Linked DNA regions of Homo sapiens: region 2 is linked to region 1. Evidence: chromatin loops called from intact Hi-C (ENCODE). Cell type or tissue: psoas muscle. All regions are shown on one strand. Links, peaks and the distances in the headings refer to the core of each region. The heading gives the core; the rest is flanking DNA.

The links. Peaks named below come from ENCODE experiments on the same cell type or tissue, not always from the same donor. Only the 100,000 strongest peaks of a DNase experiment are listed, where the experiment ranks them.
Region 2: it touches region 1 in a loop (5-fold over the local background); 21 of 110 quality-filtered maps call a loop at or near these places.

Annotation. Positions count from the first base shown.
Region 1 is chr2:39,720,683-39,725,074 of GRCh38, reverse strand. It overlaps a transcript of TMEM178A not described here. Among named protein-coding and RNA genes, the nearest start is that of THUMPD2, 56 kb to the left of the region's middle. RefSeq lists enhancers at 3,053-3,552, 3,553-4,054. In psoas muscle, for the core only: no CTCF peak of the experiment used is centred there; no DNase peak of the experiment used is centred there; H3K27ac peaks cover 1,370 bases.
Region 2 is chr2:39,591,879-39,596,270 of GRCh38, reverse strand. The region is part of intron 5 of MAP4K3-DT (MAP4K3 divergent transcript); the gene reads right to left. Among named protein-coding and RNA genes, the nearest start is that of TMEM178A, 72 kb to the left of the region's middle. In psoas muscle, for the core only: a CTCF peak has its summit at 2,340 (motif pointing left); no DNase peak of the experiment used is centred there.

The DNA of each region.
Region 1 (4,392 bases), core at 287-4,286:
TTTATTTGGAGAATTCTTTGTTTAAGAACTGGTTCATCCCTTGAGTCAATACTGTATTAATCACATGCGTCATCTCCCCCAGATTACCTTTCACAGTTGGTTTAATTTCAATTCCCAAGTCCAGTTTATTTGAGAAACATGTTGGCATGATAGCGATTTACCATCGTCACCACAGAGTCCTGTAAAGTAGAGGCTGCTCGACATGTTTGCAGGAATATAGATACTTGGACATGCTGACCTCAAAATCTACCTCGCTTTTTTGCTGGGGAGGTGAACCTTCTGCCAGAGACTGGCTGAGAGATCTTGGGTTAATGCTCTGAGTCTCTGTTCCTCTGCTGTCAAAGAGAGATGACCATTATAGTTTCCATATGCCTCCGAGGCTGTCTTGAGGTTTGTTTTGGTTTGGTTATGGGGTGTTTTCTAAGTCACTGCACAGCGACCAGTCTCTCAAAGGGAAAATACGAAATGAAGTACTGTACTTTCCTTGAGATATAATAAAAAAATTTGGAAGGTTTCCTTGTTTTGACTCCACATCAGATGGTTTTATTTTATTGTTAGTGTAACTTAATATGTTATGTTTTTTAAATTAGTTCACATTCAACTTGGATAAAGGAAATAAAAGTTTGTAGAGGTGTTCAAAGTGATTTTCAGGCTTCTTAAATGTGTGGTTATTACCAGCATTCTTGCAGGGCCACACATCAAGACAGTCAGGGAGAAAGGACGGAAATTCATGAGTCTTTGAGTTGCTATCCTACCTCTAACCGTAAGGCTAGATAGCCTCTTTTTTTTTTTTGAAATAATTACTTTCATCTAATAATTTAAAAAATGCCGTCAGGGATGCTGTCACAGGACAAAGTAAGGAGGACATACCCACTTAAATAGAGATCTTTGAGCAGCCCTAGTAACACGGGAATTTCTCATAATGTTCTGTGGGGGAAGTGCCAAGAAGGTAATTAAAATTGCTGTCATACCTTTAGGCTACTGCAAGCTACAGGGTCTCTTGAAGGTCAGTCACGTAAGGAGAGATTCTGTGCTTACAAAAATAGGTCTGGCATTCTTTACAGAATTACAAAGTGCAGTGTGTGCTCTGGCTTAGAAATATAGAAGCTTGCTTAAAAACTATAGAGCAGTAACTTCCAAAGGGACCCTTGGAAAATGCAGGGGAATGTGAACCTATCTAGATGTATAACATGTTGACAGTAGGCTCAGATAGGGTTAGAAATGCACTATGGAAATGCTGCTGGGTCTTGGGTAGTTGACGTGGATGCTGTGCAGGAAGGTGGAAGGATTTTGGAGTGAGCAAGCTGGAAACCAAATCTTGGCTAGTATCTTAGGGAAGGTTACTCAACCTCTGTGAGCCTTGGCTTCTCTACCCATAAAGTAGGGGCAAATAGTAACAAGATATGGTTTATAAAGGACACAGCCTGACACAGTCACTGAGGAGGTACTGAGGCAGTCCCTCACCCAGGGACTCAGTCTCATTAATGCCAAGAAACAGCACTGGAGAAGCTTTTGAGAATCCGAGCTTTCTCTGCCACTTCTTATTTATGTTTAGTACTTACAAGAATGAAGGAGACCTAAAAGTTAACAATAATATGGCTCCACTGCCATCCTCTTAGAATTAATTAAGTGCTTTATTTATTTACTTATATATCTATTTATTTTTTGAGCAACCAACAGAGTCCAGAACTAACAAATGGCAAATCAGGGCTTAGAGGAGAAATGAGAAAACTTCAACAATTTATTCAGGTCTTTAAGTTCATTTTAAACTCTTGTGATTAACAGATTTAAGCAATATGATAAGTGCAATGTGTTTTACCTGTGGGGAATGAATTTGAAGCCCACTGAAGCCACAGCTGAGTGAAGTTCAGTTCAGGCGTGGCTAGGTTTCTAAAGCAAGTATTTATGTGTTCATCACAATCAACCTAACAGGCAAAGCTATGAGGATGGAAATAAAAGGTGTTTTATGATTAAAGAATGAAATGCCCTGAACTGTGATTGCGTTCTGGGAGCAAGTCAAGGGAGCCCAGGCCCTTTGTGTAGGATCCAGCGGAGCCTCCGTGCACCCTTGCTATAGCAAGGTTTCCATGCCCTTTCCAGAATCCCCAGAGGATGCCACTTCACAGTTAGCCAGATATTGAGGGAATTTACCTCTAAGGTCCTGATTTAGAACACTTGCTGATGAACTTGAGGGTACAGTTCATCCATCCTCACACCCACACTCAAGGCAGTGGCCTGGTCAGACTCTGGGCCAACCAGGATAAGCACTTCACTGGGACAATGGTCTGTTCATTAGGAACATCAGCCCTAAGATGTGGGAGTTTATTCTCAGAATTTCTTAGTGAGCTCCAAAAAAGGGAAATGCTTACCTGAAGCAGACCAATAGTCTATCTGCTGTGATTTAAACTGGGGTTGGCCAGTATGTGACATCTGCCTTTCCCATTCATTCACAAACACTACATCTTTCCCCTTTGTGCCTGGACTGAAATCTTCCCAGCCACCACTAATTGATCAAGTTCACACTTAAACTGAATACTATCTTCAGGTCTTAGATGCACAACTTCTGGAAAACAACTGGAAATCAGAGAGGAATCGGCTGGCAGCTGGGTCAGTTAGCAAGAAGGAGCATTTGGGCCATTGATATTTTCTCAACTACAGTTTTCAATTCCAGTCTCCATTAAATAAACGCTATCCTGTATAACGCTGAGTTAACCATAAAACTTAGCAGTTTTTTCTTTTTCCCCTTTTCCCCAAATTATTGTATCTCCTTTTTGATACAAGAAGCAGTTCCCTTAGTAATTAACCTAACTCTACAAATTCTTTAGGTGTCATCCTTAACTTCCCTTGTTTCCCCACCGCCATGTAACTTACCAGCAAATCAATTCCATCTCTAAAATATGTCCACCTACTCCTGTGCATTTTCATCACCACCCTCTCCATCCAGGCACAATTTTGTCTCCTGGGTTCCTATGCAACTTCCTCCTTCCTAACTGGGTTCTTCTCCTCTAGTGGTGCCTCTTTAAATCCATTCTCCATCCAGCAGCAGTGGCAACACTGATTTTTTTTTTTTTTTTTTTTTTTTTTTTTTTGAGACTGGTCTCACTCTGTCACCCAGGCTGGAGTGCAGTGCAGTGGTGTGATAATAGCTCAATAGCTTCTAGACTCAAGCAATCCTCCTGCCCCAGCCTGCCGAGTAGCTAAGCCTACAGGCATGTACCACCACACTTGGCTAATTTTAAAAATGTTTTTATAGAGACAGGCTCTATTTGCCCAGCCTGGTCTTGAATACCTGGACTCAAGAGATCCTCCAGCCTCAGCCTTCCAAAACACCGGAATGACAGGTGTGATCCACCACACCTGGCCAACTGATAGTCCTAAAGTGGAAATCAGATCACATCATTATCCTTTTTTAGGCCGTTTGTTTTCAATTACCAGAGTAAAACCCAAACTCTTTACTGTGACCAGCAAGCCTCTGCCTACCTTGGCAACCTCACCTGCACCACTCTTCCCTTGTTCTTTCTGCTCTAGACCCATGGTCCTGTCTCCTTCCTCTCTGCAAAACATTCACTTAGAGACCTAAGAGAAACCAAGCATAGCCAGACCTTATAGTAGCAGGCAGTATTTTATAGTGAATGCTGAAGGGGAGAAAAAAATTGGAAATAAAAACAGAAAAAATGCTATCTTCTTTTATAGCCAGCCAATCTGTTTTCCTCTTACAGGGGCTCCAGGCAGACATATTCTAATGTTTTAGGACAATTAGAAATCTTGCTTTGATGCCTGGCAAAACACAGGTTGCATATTAAGAGGAATATGTATTGCATAGCCAAGTTCCCAGTATGCAACTGGGTGCCCTGAGCATCTTCAAGCATTTGTGGTTGTCCTGCATGCAGCACAGAAAACTTCCTCTTCTTCCAGTCAAAGGGCAAGGCCCCAGAGAAATTCATATGCAATTTAAATGTGTTCTTCGTCAGGATAGCTATTTGCATTCAAAGGAAGTCATTTCTGAAGCATTCCTTTCAGAATTCCAATTAGGGATTTGAAACACACATGCACATAAATGAGAACGCTTTAAATTGAGGTGTAGAACCATATTGAGGTTACTAACTTAATGTTTGAGCCATCAAATAAATGTTCCACAGTAGTTCATAACACATTTTAAGTTACGTCTAGGTTGGTTTGGGTTAATAGTCCCTTTAATTATTCTAATGAGGTTTCCTTGCTTGCCAAGCTATATTCTCTTTCCATTTAGCCTCATCACACGACTGTACATTTTTTATGGGCTCCCTAAAATTGGTGCTAAGGGAGTCAGCTCTGTCCAGGGAAGAAAAGAGTTTATCTATGACTCTGAATCCATGTATTGATTCCACAAAGATTTAAGAGCACCTACGGTCT
Region 2 (4,392 bases), core at 183-4,182, 130 kb after region 1:
TTCTGAGTTTAGGAAAGCCAAGTACAGGAGGCATGGAGTTACAATGCTGTGTGTAGCAAAGGTCCAGCCTGAGCTATGAAAATCCCAGTAACTATGATGATAGCATCCGCTGGCAAAAGATCTCCAGCAGTATCTTCTGATAAGCATCTCATTGTTAAACTCTGTAACTGGAAATGCTGCATAACAAGACTAAGGCTCTCCCCATCGTTTTTCTTATAGCAGGCAGTTATTTACAACATAAAGTTCCAAGATCATTCCTAAAAGTAAGTAAGACGTCATCCCAAGATGACCTATAGTTGATCCCGTCCTCCTATTCTAGTCATTCTAATGATTTCACATGCCACCACTTTTTCTTTTCTTTTTTTACAATCAGTGAGGCTGAATCAAGATGGGCCAATGAGTCTGACTTGTAGAGAAAGCAATAATGTAAGAGGCTTGGGACCTAGTTATCAAAGCTCCTCCCTTCTAGGTCAAACAGGAAAACACGGAAATCCACCAGCCCAGTGGGAACCAAAAGTCAGTTTATTACTAGGCCAGCAAACATCCTACAAGCCTCCAAATTCAGCGTTCACTAGTATAAGCTAGATTACAGAATAAAAGATTAAACATTAGGACAAGTGGGACCTCTGCTCCCATTCCAAATCTCTACCTTGGGACCTAAGAGCTCCGGAATGCCTATGATCAATGGGCGTGCAGAGCTAACTGCAAGTCCATTCACTTGGCCATTGGAATGAATGAGGGCCGCAGGGGCAGGACAAAGGGAGAAGTTCCCACCTCTTTCCCGTGGGTAGCCATGTTCTGGGGGCTCTCCCAAGGCAGAGGGAGGGGAAAAAGAGCACATGGTTCCTGTGTCCAGGCAGTAAAGCCCAATGGGTAAGCCAAGTGCTTTGCCTTAGACAGAGTTCTCCCTGTCAGTCAAATGTGGCCAAGGAATGTTATAAATTCTGGCCAACCAGATTAGTCAGCTCTTTCTATCAGGACATGCCAGTGAGAAGATAGAGACAGGCAGAAATGCCCTCCCCAGAACTTCCATTGTCTGTAGGGCAGACATGTTTGGTGGAAGGCAGGGGTTGCCAGAAAAAATACAGAATGCTCAGTTAAATTTGGATCTCACATAAACAACAAATCATCTTGTAGTGTAAGCATATCCCTAATATTGCATGGGATATACTTACACTAAAAAAATTACTGTCTTCCTCAAATCCAATTAAACTGGTTGTCTTATAATTTCATTTGACAAATCTGACAACCCTAATGAAAGAATCTTCCTCTGTGGCATAGTCACTTCCTCATATGGGAATTGCAATCTCAGAATTCTAGAAATGGAGGAGAACATTAAAATCACCTAGTCCATCAACTTAAATTTATCCCTGATGAGAATGAGGAGACCAAAGAATTGCAATAACTGCCCCTAAGTCACACTGCTAATTAATGACAGACCAAGGAATATAATATATTTCCAGACCGAGCCCAGTGGCTCTTGTCTGTAATCCCAGCACTTTGGGAGGCTGAGGCGGAAGGATTGCTTGAGGCCAGAAATTCAAGACCAGCCTGAGCAACATAGGGATACCCCTCGCACCACCATCTCTATTAAAAAAAAAAATTAGCTGGGTACAGTGGCACATACCTATAATCCTAGATACTCAGGAGAATGAGGCAGGAGGATGAGTTGAACCCAGGAGTTCGAGGCTGCAGTGAGCTATGATTGTGCCATTGCACTCCAGCCTGGGCAACAGAGCGAGACCCTGTCTCTATTTAAAAAAAAAATACATTTCCATTTGTGGTATTCTTTCCCCTCTATCACACTAGGCTCCTTTTGGCCCTTGGCTCAATAGCTCTGGAATTACTTGAAAAATTTCCTAAGGGCAAAATGAATGATTTTTTTTTTTAATATCTCCTCCCAGTTCTACACACAATGCTTTATGAGACCTGGCAGAGCAAACGATGCTGTGGAGCGGCCAGCCATGTGGCTAAATCACCTGGGTGATGGCCACCACTCTCCACTCGCACCCTCTGTGTTCTGTGTCTGTGAACCTGGGCTTTGGGGTTGCTAGGGGCTAGCATAGCTTTTAGCCAGATGTGAAAATTGTCCTAGCCCCTCTGAGAGGCCATGAAGTATGACTCTCTTAAGAACACACAGCCTTTTGGAAGGGTCCTCTCTACTGAGGTAATGGGTTCAAGGAAAACACAGCTGAGACCTAGGAGCTTGTGTGAAAGGCACTCTCATCTCATCGGAAACTTCAGCTTCCCTCACAGCAAACCTTGACCAGAGCTGCCAACAAAGAACCAGCTGGGCTTTTAAGATTCCTTTCTCTCCTTCCCCTTGCCTCCCTCTGGTGGACAAGCAGACAAGCAGTTAGTACAATGGACTTGAGGCGGTGAGGTGTTCTCCAGGGCCACACAGACTGATAGACTGAGGTCTTCACCACACAGGCATTTGTCTGGCCAGCTCTTGACAAACTTGTGAGATAGAGTGATCTTCACAGCTCTCTGTCACTTCTCACAACTCAGGCCACTTTATCTTCTTGGTCTCCAGGACTCTGATCATCCTCCCTCCACCCCAGTCTCTTCCCACCTCCTTCCCCATGGCCCCAACCTTCTTCCACTGTAACCCAACCACGACTTAGCTTTCCTGGAGTCCCAGTGCCCCGGGCAAGTAACTTCTTACTCTTCCAGAGAACAAGTTGCATCATTCCAATTAGAAGAGACTGAATGGTCTTTTTTCTTTCTTTCTTTCTTTCTTTTTTTTTTTTTTTTTTTGAGACAGTCTTGCCCTGTCACCCAGGCTGGAGTGCGATGGCACGATCTTGGCTCACTGTAACCTCTGTCTCCCAGGTTCAACAGATTCTCCTGCCTCAGCCTCCAGAGTAGCAGGGATTACAGGTGTGCACCACCACGCCCAGCTAATTTTTGCAGTTTTAGTAGAGATGGGGTTTTGCCATGTTGACCTAGGCTGGTCTCAAACTCCTGACCTCAAGTGATCCACCCGCCTCACCCTCCCAAAGCGCTGGGATTACAGGCATGAGCCACCGCGCCCAGCCAATTGCACAGTCTAAGCATGAAGCTAAGCTACTTACTGATAATCATTATTTAGTGCTTAGTAAATATAAGGTTCTTTTGCTAAGAGTTGGATACATGTTTTCTTACTTACATTCATAATTTTCATAGCAAACCACTGAGGCAGATACCATTTTACAGAAGAAGAAACTGAGGCTTGGGAACATTAAATAACCCAGGCAAGCTTTTACTATAAGGGCTGGGACTGGGATTCAGACTCAGAAAATCTGGCTCTAAATTCTAGAAATCCCTGTCCAATAGGACTTTACAGTGACGGAAATGTGGCCACTAGCCACAAGTAGCTACTGCACATTTGAAATGTGACTGCAACGGAGGAACTGATTTTTAAATTTTATTTAATTTTTATTAAATTTAATTTAAATAGCCACAGATGACTAGTAGCTACTCTATTGAATAGCATGGTCTAAATATAGGCTTTGGCCAGGCGCAGCGGCTCACACCTGTAATCTCAGCACTTTGGGAGGCCAAGGCAGGAGGATCACCTGAGGTCAAGAGTTCAAGACCAGCCTGGCCAACATGGTGAAACTCTGTCTCTACTAAAAATAAAAAAATTAGCTGGGCTTGGTGGGGTACCCGTAATCCCAGCTACTCAGGAGGCTGAGGTAGGAGAATCGCTTGAACCCGGGAGGCAGAGGTTGCAGTGAGCTGAGATCACACCATTGCACTTTAGCCTGGGTGACAGAGTGAGACTCTATCTCAAAAAATAAAATAAAATAAATAAATAAATAAAATATAGCCTTTGTGTTATCCTAGTCACTTACTCTCCCCCTGTTCCTTCCCCCACAAACACACACACTCACATGCACTTGCTGAGTAGGTAAGGGAAATATTTGTTCACATCATTCCCTTGGCCCTCGCTCCACATAGATTTCAGGTAGAACCTGACGGGAAAATTGAGAGTTGACTTACACCTTGTTTGATGCAATAAGGCAAGGGAAAGGGAATCAATGATATAAAAGATATGGGCTCTTATCCTTGCTCTGCTAGTGACAAGTCACATAATTTCTCTGGATCTCAGTTTCTGCCTCTGAACAAGGACAGAGCTGTACTCCATGATCTCAGATATCACTTTCCAACTTTAATATTCTGTAGTTGGAAAATGCCCATAGAACCCCTTTCCAGCTCACGTTGAAAACAAGAGCTACAGGTGATAAATCTGGCACCAACAGTGATTACCAGGATGAACAGTCAGCAAGCATGCTTGATTGTACACATCCAACACCCCATAATATATAGGGTTCTTTTTTTAGAACCCTAATCAGAGATTCATTTGCATAATTAACATCTTTAGGAATAATTGCAAATGACACATCT